Regions from separate parts of the Homo sapiens genome. Here region 1 is linked to region 2. The links are chromatin contacts, found by Hi-C or POLR2A ChIA-PET in ENCODE. All regions are on one chromosome and are shown on one strand. Each heading gives the region's core, a stretch centred on a gene start or an enhancer-like site at or near the end of the contact. The rest is flanking DNA. Distances are from core to core; before and after follow the strand shown. Region 1 overlaps CPNE2 (copine 2). Region 2 overlaps NLRC5 (NLR family CARD domain containing 5).

Region 1 (5,109 bases), core at 1,283-3,782, 63 kb before region 2:
AGGGCCAGACAGTTCAGCAGCCCTCAGTGTAAGGCAGGGGCAGCTCTGATTGGAACTAGGTGGCTCAGAAGGGTCAGCGTTAGGGCCTCAGGGATCACTGCCTCCAGTTTTCCATCTTGTTACTCTTGTGGGAATAACCAGTACCTCGCCCTGGGGAGACATCTCCCGTTGATCACAGCCCTGCTTCCTGCTCAGCACGAATGGATTTGCTTTCTCCAGTCTGTGCTCCAGGAAGCCAGGACCAATCAAGTTGAGCTTGACTCAACTTTTACAATACGTGAAGGTAAAGCAAGGCCCAGAGGTGTCCACTAGGATTTAAAGCAAAGAGAAGGCAGAATATCCTGCCCCCCAGCCCAGAGGACGTGCGTGTTTCCTGGCATGACTGGCTTGCAGCTGCCTACTCACCGTGGCCGTCCGCTGTTGTGTGGCCTGGGCCGCAAACCGGGCCACGTGGTTGACGATGGGGGAGAAATTGGTAGGACCGTAGAAGCGGATGTGGGGCAGGCAAGCTGAGTACGCCTGGGCAATACCATCCACACCTGCCTCGGGAGAAGAGTCTGGATCAGCCAGGTCTCCCTGACCCCATACCCACTCTCATCTCACTGCTGATGAAACATCTATTTCATGCTTACCCAAAATGTCCCTGCCATGGCTAGCATAGGCCTTGTGAGACAGACTGGAAGCTGCCAGAGGGAAGGGCCAGCATGGTAAAAAGCCAAGAGCCCTGAATGTGAAGTCAGACAGGCCTGTAGAGTTTGAATCCTGCCTTTTCTTTGAGAGGAGTCTTGCTCTGTCACCCAGGCTGGAGTGCAGTGACAGGATCTCGGCTCAGTGCAACCTCCACCCCCCAGGTTCAAGCAATTCTCCTGCCTCGGCCTCCCGAGTAGCTGGGACTACAGGCATGTGCCACCACACCTGGCTAATTTTTGTATTTTTAGTAGAGGCAGGGTTTCGCCATGTTGCCCAGGCTGGTCTCAAACTCCTGACCTCAGGTTATCTGCCCACTTTGGCCTCCCAAAGTGCTGGGATTACAGGCATGAGTCACCGTGTCCAGCCTAAATCCTGCCTTTCTTAGCTGTGGGACCTGGGGCAAGTAGTTTAATCTTTCTGAGGCTACGTCTTTGTCTGTCAATGGGACTGATAATCTACACTCTGGCAGTTGGCAGGAGGGGGGTCTCTCAGGCCTTTCCAGAGAAGGGGCTTGGCGAAGCTTGCAGTGATGCTTTGAGACCATGGGAAGCCATCTGGAGGTCCATTCTGGACATGCTATGGCTTCTGTTCGTGGTTGGGGGATCAAGGCGTTCGCACAGTGCCTGTACAGAGTAGGCGCTCTGTAAATAGCTGCTGTTATGAGCACACTGCCCTGTAGCCCTGCCCAGAAGGCCTGGCCAGGGATGAAGCTGATTGACCAAAATGTCTCTGGAGATCTACCCCAAATCAGACAGCCTGGCCCAGCTTTGGGGATCCCCAGGGAAGGTAGATGCTATGTTGAAGCCAAGTCCTAGGCGGAAAGGTCTCATGATGATAGAAACAGCCCTCTTCCATACCCACCTGCATCCCCTCTCCTCCACTCAGAGTTTTCTTCCTCCCTTCCTCCATCCCTCCCTTCCTTCTTTCATCTTCCTTTTTCTTTCTTTCTTCCTTTCTTCCTCCCTCCCTCCCCTCCTCCCTCCCTTCCTCCTTTCCTTCCTTCCTTCCTCCTTCCCTCCCTCCTTCTCCCTTCCCCTTCCCCTTCCCTTCCTTTCCTTTCCTTTCTCTCTGTCTCTCTCTTTCCTTTCTTTCTCTTTTCTCCTTCCTTTTTTTTTTTTTTTTTTGAGACAGAGTCTCACTCTGTTACCCAGGCTGGAGTGCAGTGACATGATCTCAGCTCACTGCAACCTCTGCCACCTGGGTTCAAGCGATTCTCCCGCCTCAGCTTCCTGAGTAGCTGGGATTACAGGTGCGCACCACCACGCCTGGCTAATTTTTGTAGTTTTAGTACAGACGGGGTTTCACAATCTTGGCCAGGCTGGTCTTGAACTCCTGACCTCTGATCTACCCACCTTGGCCTTCCGAAGTGCTGGGATTAAAGGTGTGACCCTCCCTTCCCCTCCCCATCTCTCTTTCTTTCCTCCCACCTCAGCTTCCTGAGTAGCTGGGACCACAGGCATATGCCACCATGCCTGGGTAATTTTTTTAATTTGTAGAAATGGGGTCTCCCTCTATTGCCCAGGCTGGTCTTGAACTCCTAGGCTCAAGTGCTCCTCTTGCCTCAGCTTCCCAAAGTGCTGGGATTACAGGCATGAGCCACAGCATCCGGCCTCTAATAGTTTCTTAACTGTCCCTAGGAGGCTCAGAAATCCTCTTAGGCCCAGGGGTGGGGATGAACACAGACACCATACTCACTTCCCAGCCCCTGCCTCCCCCTGATCCCCCGCCAAGTACTCCCAGAGCAGGGCTGGCCTTCCCAGCAAGGGGGCGGGTGGGAAGGAGGTGAAAGCAGGTGTGTCTGGTGCCACCCTCACCTCCTCCTGGTTTACACAGGACTTCCTGTCAGTGGCTTCCTGTAATTCTCACTGAACCACCCAGTAAAGTGAGAAGAGCAGCTGTCATAGTTATCCTGGAGCAGGTAAGGAGGCAAAGGCCCAGGAGGTACAGTGACCTTTCCAAGGTCCCACAGCTAGGAAGGGCAGCAGCTGGCCTTGAATCCAGGACTATCTGACTCCAAACTGCAGCTCTTCCCCCTCTGTCACTCTGAGCAACAGTAAGGGGGAGGGGAAAGGAGAAAGAAATGAAAACCTGTCCTCTGCCCTCCCTCCACCCAGGGAGCTGGCCAGGCCCGTAGCAAACACAGGGCAGCTGCAGGTGGGTCTGACACTCACCTGAGCAGAAGGGGTTGGTGGGGTTGAAGTTGATGGCAAACTCATGGGAGACCTGAAACGCAGAGAAAACGCTGAGCTGCAGCCTCCCGCCCCCAAACCCAGACCCAGGCCACCACCCACTGCCAGGCCAAGGCTCCCTTTGAGAGCACCGGCTCATAACCCCCACCCCTACCCTCCTCTAGGCCACTGATACCCCCCACATCTGCTTTTCACCTCCACTGCTGGGTGTGACCCACAGAGAGGCCCAACCACCCTCTCCTCATAGTGGAGGAAACTGAGACCCTGGCAGGTCACCCTGGGCTCTTCTGGGGACTGGGGCTGCCTATGCCCCATCAGTCCTCTAAGAGTCCCGGGTGGGACAGGGATTTCCCTGTGGGCCAGGGTTCCAGGATGCTCCCTCATCACTGCTACAGCTGGATGTGGGCTCCACAACTAGAGCACCGCTTCTCTGGGCTTCAGAGGCTTTTCCTACCTTAACAGTAAGCAAAGGGGCTTAGAGGGGAGCCTGCCTTGCGCCAGACAGCCAAACGGGGGTGAGCTGACAGCCCACTCAGAGCTGACCTGGCGATCAGGGAGTGTAAGGGGGCTGCAAGGGGATCAGATGGGGCTATCATAGGCTCCCTAGGGACTCATCCTGCTTCTCTGCCTCCAGGCCCAGCACCCAGCCCCAGAGGATCATCAGAGACTGACCCGGACACTCCGGGACACTGCTGCACCCATCACATCCGGCTGCTGCTGCTCGCATGGCTTCGGGGTATAGAAGGACTCATAACTGGCCCCGTTCAGGGCTGTGGGTGAGACTGCAGTGCCTGCAGAACCCAAGGCCTCGGGAGACGCTGCAGAGCTCAGATGGGGGACAGTCCCTCCTTTCTTCCCTCTCTTGCAGCCCCACAGCCCCAAATCCCCCTCAGCCCCCTTCCTACCATGTACCACATCCGCATTCACTGCTGTGCAGGAATCCCCTTACTCCTTCCTCACAACACCCCAATGGAAGGGCAGCTGTTATCACCTCATCTTATGGATGACAAAACTGAGACACAGAGTGGACTAGAATTTTCCCACATTTCCTGGCGGGCAGAGCTGGGACTCGAACTGAGGTCAGGCTGCTCCCAGAGCTCACGCTAACCTCCAAAGGCATTCCTCCCCCAGGGATTTTCAATGAGGAGGGTGGAGGGGTGCCCCGGTCCTCAGCTGCAGGAGGAGGGCTTTTGTCTGGGCACAGACAATCCCAGACAGACTCTTCAGCTCCAAGACATGACGATGGGGGTACTGGGAGGCTCTCCTGCATCCAGCGTCCCCATTTTACAAATAAACAAACCGAGGCCCAGAAAAGGGAAGCCAGGCACCAGAGCCACACAGTCGAACAGGCCTGAGACCCAGTGCCCTCCCCTCCCCTGGGGGTGGGAGTTGGTCTTACTCCTGGGGGAGAGGGCAGGGACCCAGCAGTGGGGTTCAGTCTGGCCTCCCTGGCAGCCCAGGGGAGGGGAGGTGGTGGGAGGACTCCTCCCCGTTTCAGGCAATGGGGTTTTCTGTTCTTTGCTGTCTGCTTTAGGCGCCCGGCACAGAGCCAGTCCCCTGGTGTCCCTCTTGGGTCCTGTCCCTGTCCAGGGCCCACTTCACCCTGTCCCCAGTCTGGGCTCCAGGTTTGGGGGCTGGAGGTCCCTGTTGCCATGGAGACTTCCTGAGCCTCTATAGAGATTACGAGGGGGGCTTGTATGGAGGGGCTGAGAGAGAAAATGGTTGCCAGGGAAACAGGACTCCCTTGGGCCAAAGTCTTCCTGAAAAATCAGATTTTAGGAGATTTTAGAGACCACAGTGGGAAAGCCCCCTGCTGATAGGGGTGGAGGAATATTTTGCCTTCTCGGGCCCCCCGCTCTTCATCCCCACTCTTCCCCCCTCTTTATTTGGGGAGGGCCCAGCCTTGCGGTCAGGGGGGCTGTGGAAGGTTGTCCATCTGCCCCAGAGGCCCCAGAGGTTGTCTCCTCCAGCAACTCCATTTCATAGCTGGAAAGAGTGAGGTTCCCAGAGGGCCAGGGAGTGCCCAGGTCACACAGTGGGGCCTGGGGACAAGTGTCCATGCTACCAGGAGTGGCAGCTCAGCCCCTCCCATACTGGTTGCCCTGGTTTGCCTGAGAAAAGTCATAAACAGAACAAGTTCCTGGAGGCCACAGAAGCTGATGAGGGGCCCCTGGGGACTGGCTGCCAGCCACAGGCCTTTGTCCTGGGACTCCCTATTGCCTTCTGACAG
Region 2 (4,963 bases), core at 679-3,178:
AAATTAGCTGGGCCTGGTGGCATGTGCCTGTAATGCCAGCTACTTGGGAGGCTGAGGCAGGAGGGTTGCTTGAACCCGGGAGGCGGAGGTTGCAGTGAGCCAAGACTGTGCCACTGCACTCCAGCCTGGGCAACGGAGAGAGACTGGGTCTCAAATAAATAAATAATAAAATAAGAGGCAGAAGCAAAAGATGGTCAACTGTCTTGGTTGGCTCAGAACAGAAGAGTTTTTCCTGGATGTGGGACTTTGGGTGCCAAAATGGGGAAAGCTCCAAGCAAACTGGAAGTGTCAGTTACCCCACCCAGAGTTGAACCCAGGCAGTGAGGCTCCTAACTAGGGTCCATGCTCCTACCCACTCCATCACAGGTATACAGCTGGAAGAAGCTGACTGGATTTGAGGGTAACTGCCTGTGGGGAGTTACACTTGGAAATGACAGATCTGAGATGGGAAGAGACCTCCGGGCACTGACGATCCATCCCCTTCCTTCGGACAGGGAAGATATTATGCCCAGTTTACAGATAGGGCAACTAAGGCAGCAGGAGGTAAGGAGCAGCACATGGTGCCTGGGAAATCAGGAGGAAGAAAAAGGCCCCCAGGGGCATGGATGAATCTGTCCTGTCCCCGGCCCAGGTGCCCAGCTCAGTACATATTTGTCGAATGCATGAATGAGCCAATGAATGACCTCACTGGGCCTCCAATCCCCTAAATAAAAGCTTCCAGAAGGCTGAGCCGAGATGCAGGTACATGGACAGTGGGCAAAGAAACAGACCAGTGAGACGACAGGAGGGCCCTGTGGTCAAAGGTCTCTGTAATCCCTCTTCTCCTTTTACCTGATCCTCTCCCCAGGACAAGCAAAGAGGGACAAGCGGAAGAATTTCAATGTTAAGGGGCAAAAAGTCAAAAGGCTACTTTCAAGCTGAATTCAAAACATATGTAGAAAAAAAAATCTGGAGAAAAATTCACAAACCGTTCAACAGAAGTTTTCTCAGGGGGTGTCATCCCCGGGGCATTTCATGTTATTTGTTACATATTTCTAGAAAGATGGAACTTTTTTGGTCATCAGAAAAAGTTAAGAGATGAAAAGCAGAAGATATTCTGTTAAATTTTCTGTCCAGATACTGTCTAAACAGGAATCTGTGCAGGACGGGGACCTGTCTTTTAGACTGAGGCTGTTTCTGGCATTTCTAAGAATTTGATGACTTCAAATTATGGGGGAGAGTAGTAAAAGCTGCCAGTTACCAAGGAAACAACTGTAGACAAATGTAGTGGACATCTGTAGATTTTTTTCTGCCCAGAGTTTCTTTCCTCTTCTGTTACTCACATCCTGAAATACCACCCCTCTAAGTCCAGAAGATAGGGTGTGCATGCGCCCAGGTCTGGCCAGTGAGGAGAATATTTTGTGCTCACAGCCACAGTGATTGCTTTAGGGTGGGGCAGGTGACTCAAGCTAGTCCAGTGAGACTCAGTCTAGGACCTTTTGTTGTAACCACAGAGAGAATGGTACTCCCTTTCCACTAAGCTGAGAGAAAGTAAGCCTGCAGGTGCAGGGATGGCCTGCCTGAGAAGGAAGCCAAGGTGGACAGAGAAAGAGTAAGGGCCAGAGTGAAGTGTGTGAGAGAGAAGCCTGACAAATATAGAACCCCTGGATCCAGCTGTGCCTGAAGTCATTGGCCTCGTAATTTTCCATGACATAAGCCAATATATTTCTGTCTTGGATTGCTTTGAGTTGTGTATTCTGTTTCCTATGACCAAGGTTCTTGCTGGCACTGAGATCCAGAATAGAAAGTAAAAGGTCATGTAAGGGCATTCAGCTCACCTGGGTCCATCCAGAAACATGGCGGTTTGTGTTCACAAAACATGCAAAGGTTCCTAGGCATGCTACTCACTGACCATGCAGCACTAAGCACCATCACCCCTCACTCACTCCTTTCCCCATTAACCACTGTCATCCCTCACTCACCCCCTTCCCCATTAACCAACCCCACCACTCACTCACAACTCTTCCCTATTAACCACCCCCACCCCTTACTCACCCCCTTCCCCATTAACCACCATCACCACTCACTCACAACCCTTCCCCATTAACCACCATCACCACTCACTCCCTTCCCATTAACCACCATCACCACTCACCCACCCCCTTCCCCATTAACCACCAACACCACTCACTCACCCCCTTCCCCATTAACCACCACCACCACTCACTCACCCCCTTCCCCGTTAACCAACCCCACCACTCACTCACAACCCTTCCCCATTAACCACCATCATCGCTCACTCACCCCCTTCCCCATTAACCACCAACACCACTCACTCACAACCCTTCCCCATTAACCACCATCACCACTCACTCACAACACTTCCCCATTAACCACCAACACCACTCACTCACCCCCTTCCCCATTAACCACCATCACCACTCACTCACAACCCTTCCCCATTAACCAACCATCACCACTCACTCACAACGCTTCCCCATTAACCAACCCCACAACTCACTCACAACCCTTCCCCATTAACCACCATCATCACTCACTCCCTCCCTTCCCCATTAACCACCAACGCCACTCACTCACAACCCTTCCCCATTAATCACCATCACCACTCACTCACAACACTTCCCCATTAACCAACCCCACCACTCACTCACCCCCTTCCCCATTAACCACCAACACCACTCACTCACAACTCTTCCCCATTAACCACCATCACCACTCACTCACCCCCTTCCCCATTAACCAACGCCACCACTCACTCACAACCCTTCCCCATTAACCACCAACACCACTCACTCATCTCCTTCCCCATTAACCACCAACACAACTCACTCACAACACTTCCCCATTAACCACCATCACCACTCACTCACCCCCTTCCCCATTAACCACCATCACCACTCTCACACCCTTCCCCATTAACCACCATCACCACTCACTCACCCCATTCCCCATTAACCACTCCCACCACTCACTCAGCCCATTCCCCATTAACCACTCCCACCACTCACTCACCCCATTCCCCATTAACCAACCCCACCACTCACCCACTTCCACCATCCATTAACCAACCCCACCACTCACCCACTTCCACCATCCATTAACCACCCCCACCACTCACTCACCCACAACCACCATCACTACTTACTCCAGCCTCTTTAGCATCCATTTCCCCTCAAGGGCCCTCATCAGCGCCTTGGTGCCCTCCTCATCAAATTGATTGTTAGACAAGCTGCAGAAGACCAGGCAGAGGCAAGGGTTAGCGCAGCCTGCCCAGCCCTGGAGCTGAGCTGTCCTGTCAGCTCCCCTCTCCTGCTCTGTCCCCTGGGAGGCCAACTCTGCATCTGCATGCCCTGGGCCACCCTCGCTGTCCAGGTTCCCCATGGGTATCCCTAGCTCCAGGGCTCAGGCTCTGGGTAGGCATGATAGTCACAGCTGGCCCAGCTGAGAAACTATGCCCTGGATGAAGGCTGCAGAGAGGAAGCTGGGGGACTAGGGACACACACACACACACACACCCTCTTGTTCTTCAGCCCTCTCCGTAGCCTGACTCCCACAGCCAGCCCAGCAGAGCAAGGCTCATGAGCCCCATTTTCATAGATAAGGCAATCAAAGCCCAGAGTGGAACAGCCATGCCCACAGCCCCTCTGTGAGTCAGTGGCGAAATTCAGACCAAAACTGTGGTGCTCTTCCTTCCCCAGGCCACACCCAGAACTGCTGCACTTCATCAGGGGAAGGGTCATTGGTTGAAGTCTCATTGCCTGCCCTCCCAAACGCCCTGCTCTCTTCTCCACCCCTCACCCTCAGCTGGGCCACTTGTCCCCAATCCCTCCACTCTGCAACTCACTCCAGCTCCTCCAAGTGGTGGCAGTGGCCCAGACCAGATGCCAGGTGGGCGAGGCCCTCGGTGCTCACACAGCTGGAGGTCAGCCTGGTGGGGGTCAAAGGGCAACAGGTCAGGCAGGAGCCGCCCTGGGTCTTGGGAGCTCTGAATGCTGGTGGCAGAGGGCAAGGATGTGGGGTAGGGATGTGGCGGGCAATGTGAGGAGACCTCCTTCCCTTCGTAAATCTCTTCCACCATGAACTCATTAAGCCACCACAGAGCTTGGAAGCAGAAGCATGGACTAGTTCAGTATTTCCTAAACCGCAGTCATTCAGGTAGCAACTTCACAACTTAAGCCAGGATTAGGTATCACTGTAGTTTAGCTAGTTACTGTTGTTTATTACAAACTCTGCATCTTTAAAGCAAATACTGAAGAAGTGTCAAAGATCTCTCTGTCCTAAAGAGTTTCTTCCTTTTTAAACATTTATTTTATTTATTTATTTTTTGTAGAGATGGGGGTGGTCTCGCTATGTTGCTCAGGCTGGTGTCGAACTCCCGGGCTCAAGCGATTTTTCCTCCTCGGCCTCCCAGAGTGCTGGGATTACAAGCTTGAGCCACTGTTCCCAGCCCAAGAGTTTCTTCTTGGTGTAATCAGTTAGATGGAAATAAAATGTAAAGTTAGGAAAGCTACATTTTGCAACTGTCATGCTGATTCATCGATTTAAGTAAGATTTATTAACGGCTGCTAAAATTTGCCAATGAGAGTTTGAGGAAGACTTAATACATAATCTTAAAGTATCTCCCCACATAATCTATGTTGATTACAAAGGGAAAGTTAGTAAATTTGCAAGTGGAGAGACCTGGCAGACACCACTGTCACAGGTGATCACAGTTAACATCACTAGCCCGAGGACTCTGACACATCATGTGCCCCGATGGAAGGCACGATAACACAGCATCACCTGTGTGATATTCCTGCCCAAAGGGCAGACTCTAACTCTAAACATGAGGAAACATTGGACAAACCCAAGTGGAAGGACATTCTATAAAATAACTGGCCTGTAAATGTCAGAGACAATGCTATGAAAGACAAAGAAGGGCCAAGGACGTGTTCCAGATTGAAGGAGACACTAAAGAGATGAC

The links. Hi-C counts contacts between places; a loop is a spot of excess contacts on that map. ChIA-PET counts read pairs that join two places held with the same protein, here RNA polymerase II (POLR2A). Pooled maps may share reads with other maps.
Region 1: a pooled map shows a loop between it and region 2 (2.8-fold over the local background). The contact joins two enhancer-like sites. A Hi-C loop is called at or near these places in 3 of 168 maps with a recorded cell type or tissue (DLD1, Panc1 and ovary), 3 of 37 single-sample maps with no recorded cell type and 8 of 50 pooled maps. POLR2A ChIA-PET finds 5 or more read pairs at or near these places in 7 of 52 experiments (AG04449, AG04450, CD4-positive, alpha-beta memory T cell and 4 more).

The regions. Positions count from the first base shown.
Region 1 is chr16:57,132,579-57,137,687 of GRCh38, reverse strand. It overlaps CPNE2 (copine 2), which reads right to left. Exons shown (of 16, transcript NM_152727.6): 13 at 2,862-2,913; 14 at 406-539. Among named protein-coding and RNA genes, the nearest start is that of CPNE2, 43 kb to the right of the region's middle. RefSeq lists an enhancer at 2,406-2,455. Within about 2 kb of position 2,532, at least 7 of the 41 ENCODE cell types and tissues checked have a DNase peak (open chromatin) inside an H3K27ac peak, as active enhancers do.
Region 2 is chr16:57,068,801-57,073,763 of GRCh38, reverse strand. It overlaps NLRC5 (NLR family CARD domain containing 5), which reads right to left. Exons shown (of 49, transcript NM_001384950.1): 37 at 3,845-3,928; 38 at 3,146-3,229. Among named protein-coding and RNA genes, the nearest start is that of CPNE2, 21 kb to the left of the region's middle. RefSeq lists enhancers at 2,891-3,615, 3,616-4,341. Within about 2 kb of position 1,928, at least 4 of the 41 ENCODE cell types and tissues checked have a DNase peak (open chromatin) inside an H3K27ac peak, as active enhancers do.